Linked DNA regions of Homo sapiens: region 2 is linked to region 1. A link is a loop called in an ENCODE intact Hi-C map of the cell type or tissue named here. Cell type or tissue: heart left ventricle. All regions are shown on one strand.

The links. A loop is a pair of places that touch in the nucleus more often than their neighbours do. Peaks named below come from ENCODE experiments on the same cell type or tissue, not always from the same donor. Only the 100,000 strongest peaks of a DNase experiment are listed, where the experiment ranks them.
Region 2: a loop joins it to region 1, with 4 times the contacts of the local background. A loop is called at or near these places in 9 of 110 quality-filtered maps.

The regions. Positions count from the first base shown.
Region 1 is chr22:40,921,851-40,924,350 of GRCh38, reverse strand. It overlaps XPNPEP3 (X-prolyl aminopeptidase 3), which reads right to left. Exons shown (of 10, transcript NM_022098.4): 8 at 1,838-2,018. Among named protein-coding and RNA genes, the nearest start is that of RBX1, 28 kb to the left of the region's middle. In heart left ventricle, a CTCF peak has its summit at 1,449 (motif pointing left); no DNase peak of the experiment used is centred here.
Region 2 is chr22:41,532,011-41,534,510 of GRCh38, reverse strand. It overlaps POLR3H (RNA polymerase III subunit H), which reads left to right. Exons shown (of 6, transcript NM_001018050.4): 3 at 1,766-1,852; 4 at 2,354-2,417. Among named protein-coding and RNA genes, the nearest start is that of POLR3H, 11 kb to the left of the region's middle. RefSeq lists a silencer at 1-106 and enhancers at 1,151-1,200, 993-1,801, 1,802-2,500. In heart left ventricle, CTCF peaks have their summits at 896 and 1,101 (motif pointing right); a DNase peak (open chromatin) is centred at 1,100; H3K27ac peaks cover 1,337 bases.

The DNA.
Region 1 (2,500 bases):
AATTGTCACAGTATCATTAGAGCAATGACCTCTTACAGGGAATGCTGGGCAAGTATAAATCAGTGAGATATGTGTTATTATCTCCCCCATGGTTCTGCCACTTCAGTTTAATCCCTCCTTGGGCTAATACTTAAAGGCACCTGAAAAACTGCGACCTCTTACATGCAATTCTGCCAATGGCATTCTCATCAATCCACATTTCCATTCCCGCTATTTAATATACTACATACATGCAGACTTGAGTAATTCCAACTAATGACTGTGGCAAATGAAAGTCTCTTTTCTTCAGTACCACAGGAAAGATAAAAATAAAAGAAAGAAAAAAAAATCTCTTTTCTTGGGAAAGAGAGGATGACTATTATCACAGTTCTCTTTCCAATGTTCGTTCACACATCCCTCTCAGGAATCTACTCTGGAGACCCTAAATAGCTCACAGCAACTTGTGGAGAAGGCACACTTTTGGGCACCTACCAGCTTGGGTATTTCTTTCTTTTTTTTTGAGATGGAGTCTTGCTCTGCTGCCCAGGCTGGAGTGCAGTGGTGTGATCTTGGCTCACTGCAAACTCTGTCTCCTGGGTTCAAGCTATTCTCCCACCTCAGCCTCCCAAATAGCCGGGATTATAGTCATGTACCACCATGCCTGGCTAATTTTTGTATTTTTAGTAGAGACAGGGTTTTACCATGTTGGCCAGGTTGGTCTCGAACTCCTGACCTCATGTGATCCGCCTGCCTCAGCCTCCTAAAGTGCTGGGATTACAGGTGTGAGCCACTGTGCCCAGCCAGCTTGGATATTTCCGTCAGTTAGTTAAAGATTTGTTGGCCCAAGCAACAGCCAATTTATAGCTTCATTTTTACTGATAACAGAAGTCCTAGAAGGCTTAACTTGTAGGTAGGAGATGCCTAATGGTCTATCTGACTTAGGCATCTAGTATCTTAATTTTAAAGCTGAGGTTTTACGTTTTTACTGAACACCATCACATTTTGGATGCAGAAAAAAAATTCACTAATGACATGGTCTTTGGGAATATTGCTGAAGTGTCAAAAATGTCACTTAAACAACAAATACCTTCTCCTTTGACCTACAGAATAACCCATAAAAGGATTAAAAGTTAATCTCTCTCTCTTTTTTTTTTTTTTAGACACAGGGCCTTGTTCTGTGGCCCGGGTTGGAGTGCAGTGGTGCGAACATAGCTCACTGCAGCGTTGAACTTCTGGGGTCAAGTGATCCTCCCACCTCAACCTCCCAAGTAGCTGAGACTAGAGGTGTGTGCCACCACACCTGGCTAACTTTTAAATTTTTTGTAGAGATAGGGTCTTGCTATGTTTCCCAGGCTTCTCCTCATTTCTTGTTTCCTTTTTCACCCTGTCGGCACCAGACTTCATTTTAAGTTTTCTGAATACTGAGCTAGTTATGCAGCATGTAATGAATCAGCATGTGCTGCCATCTTCTGGAAGAAATAAGTACTGACTTCCTTTGTTTTAATCCATGTTAAAGCTAAATCCCTTTTATAGATCACAAAGATGATTTCTAAATCTTTTCTTTTTACTTAAAAAACCCTGTGTGTGTATGTATATATATCTACGTATGTGTGTGTATATATATATGTGTGTGTGTGTGTGTGTGTGTGTATATATCTACATGTATATAGATGGGTCTTGCTATGTTGCCCAGGCTGGCTTCAAGCAATCCTCCTGCCTCAGCCTCCTAAACTACTGGGATTACAGGCATGAATCACTACATCTGTCCCATTTCTAAGTCTAATTAGCTTTATATAGGGTAAAAACCTAGCAGCATGCTAGGTGTTCTTGAGAACTGGGGTCAAGAGAAGTGAAGTACCTTGAAGGCATTATTTTCCTTAATGTTCTTCATGATCCCCAAGTCTTTAAGCTTCTGTCCTATCAGGGTCAGCATCATGCTGTAGATGTTCTCCAAGCTTGTCCCAGGGAAGCAGAGGGCCAAACAATCTCTTTGGATCTCTAGAACGGCTTCATAGAGTTCTGCCTGAGGTGCGGTGAACCTGGGGACGGGAAAACCAAAGAACCTGAACTTAGATAATCTGATATTCTAAGAAGTTTGCTACTAAGTTTGATTAGAAAAACCCCAAGATGCTGCTGTTGCTGGGGCACTGTTGATGTTTAATAAGTACCAATCTATCAATATGGCCAGGAGCTCAATCATGTCCTAGGTGCTCAGTAGGAAGGGCAACAATCCTTCAAGCTGGAGCAGCAACACAGTCTCTTCTTCAAATGGTCAGGAGAGACATGAAGTAGGGCCAAAAGAAGCACTGAGCCATGAGTGCAGTCAGTGGGCAGATGAGGCTCAGCCATGATCCTGTTTAATCCCTTACAGCATAGACTACCATTAAAAAAAAAGGCAAGAAAGCCTAGGGACCCACTTCTGACAGGTGAAGCAGATACCATGGGATAAACTAGTCAACATCTGGGCTACTAGTAATGTACTAGCACTTAAGTGTCTTTAGAATAACAGTTTCTTTAGCAA
Region 2 (2,500 bases), 610 kb before region 1:
CTTTCTGTCTCTATGGATGTGGTTCTGGACACTGTACATGAATGGAGTCGCACACTGTGTGGCTTTTGTGTCTGGCTGCTTTCACTTGGCCCCATGTGAAGGTTCAGCCCGAGGTTGAGCCACACTGTAGTGCATGTCAGAATTCCTTCCTTTGTAAGGCTGCATAATATTCCATTGTGTGTCTCCAGCATGTTTTGTTTACTCATCCATCCATGGGGGACTCCGGGTGCCCAGCATTTGCTTTTGGATGTGGTTGTTCCAGCCTGGGGCTCCCTGGGCGCAGGATCATGTGCTGTCCCACCCCCGTGAGCCCAGTGCCCAGACTGGGCCTGGCACAAACCTGGTGCAGGCTCTGTGAAGTTTTTTTTTTTTTTGAGACGGAGTCTTGCTCTGTTGCCCAGGCTGGAGCGCAGTGGCATGATCTTGGCGTACTGCAACCTCCACCTCCTGGTTCAAGTGATTCTCCTGCCTCAGCCTCCTGAGTGGCTGGGATCATAGGCACCTGGTACCACACCCGGCTAATTTTTGTATTTTGGTAGAGACGGTGTTTTATCATGTTGGCCAGGCTGGTCTCAAACTCCTGACCTCAGGTGATCTGCCCACCTCGGCCTCCCAAAGTGCCGAGATTACAGACTTGAGCCACCCCGCCCGGCCTCTGTGAGGATTTATTAAACCAAACTGAATGTTGGGCCATGTGGGGGACAGGGTTTTTCCATCTGTGCGTAAGTGGCCCTTGGCCGCCCTCATCTGCTCTCTGGGAGGTCAGCACAAGGCCCAGTCATCTTCATGGTGGCTGTGATGGCTCACGTTTGTGTCTTCCCAGGGTGAGAGGTCCATCGGCTGCCTCTCCTCATGCCCTGCTGATGCCAGGGTCCCTGCCGTCCTGGGGGGCATGTTGGCCGACTAAATGGTTGACGGCATCGTGGAAGCCTGTGTTTGGGATTAAACCTGTCTGAGGAAGGCAAGATTCGACCCGGTGGCCCTGTCTGGTGGGTACAGAAAGACCAGGTGTCTCCCCATGGCTATGTGGCTGTGAGTGGGTCACCCTGGCTCTGAGCCACTGCCTTATCCTCACGGTGGGAACTCTGTTGGTAACCAGCAGGGGGCAGCCGCGTGCTGATTCTCAGGTCAGCGTTGGACTCCTACTTTGGGGCTTCGAGCAAGGGCCTGAGTGACAAGGTGACATACAGCTAATGCCAGGGCCTGGGGTCAGAGTGTGCGATGTGGGCACAGACCCCACCTGGTGTTTTCCTTGCAGTCAGGTGAGTGGGGACCACCTGCAGCATGGCCTGAGAACCCACAGAGGCATTTTTGCTGGGCTGCTGGCCTGCGCCTCACAACACCAGGGCATTTTTAGCCTCCTCTCCAGGTCAGAGCTGTGCCTGGGGCCGACTTTGCTGCTCAGCAGGAGGTGGGAGTTTCCAAACCCTGCGTTCTTTACCAGTTGCTTCTGCCCTTTTTAGGAGCTGAAGGAGAGCCTGGAGGGAGGTTGAAATTGACTTTGGAGCCACTGATGGCTCAGAATCTGGGCTCAGGTGTGAGTAACCTGGCAGTTTTGGGAGTGCCCAGTTACAGGACAGCTGCTGCTGCCCCCCTGTGGGGGCCATGCTGTGAACTTGCAGGAGACAAAGGGAGGGTCTAGGCTTGCAGGGGGATGTGGCATGGAGCAGCCACACAGGCCCCCAGGTGTGCTGGCACCTGAGGGTGACATGGGAGCGCACTGGGGCCCCGGTCAGCATCACTGATGGGCTGTCTTCATTTCCAGTCCATTTTCGCTGCGTGGTGTTTCATCCATTCCTAGATGAGATTCTCATTGGGAAGATCAAAGGCTGCAGCCCAGAAGGAGTGCACGGTAACAGTGGCCCTGACGCCTCAGACAAGACTTGGGAACACTGTGGGGGCAGGAGGTCTGTGTCCACCCACATGGTCAGGGGAGGGCTCAGGTGTCGAGGCCGAACCTTCCCCGTGGTGTCAGAGAAGCTTGCCCACCCTCCCTTTTATGTGTTGTGTGAGGACCTCCATCAGCAGTGCGGTTTCACTGTGAGGCCGTCACTCAGGACTTCAGGGTGGGCACTGAAGCTGGCGGAAGTGACTGGGAGTCTTTAGCGCCCACTGGCCCCTGTTGTGTGCAGAGGTTTTGGGGACTAGGTGCTCCGGGCTTTGCCCAGGGCTGCTCCGCTATGTGGGTGGTGTACGCAGAGGCATTAGGTGGGGAAGGGGCCTAGGTTTCCACAGCGACATCCGCCTCGTGGGCAGCCCCAGGCAGGGCTTGCCTGTCAAGCATAAGACCCCGCAGTGTTTGGCGTCCACTGGGACCCCCATCTCAGGCCGTCACCTGCTTCCTTCCTTCCAGTCTCTCTAGGCTTCTTCGATGACATTCTCATCCCCCCAGAGTCACTGCAGCAGCCAGCCAAGTTGTATCCTCCAAGGGTTAAAGTGGTTTGTCACAGGGAGCTCAGGCCTCTCCAAAGGAAGGTCCCCACTCCTTAGGGTGGCCTTT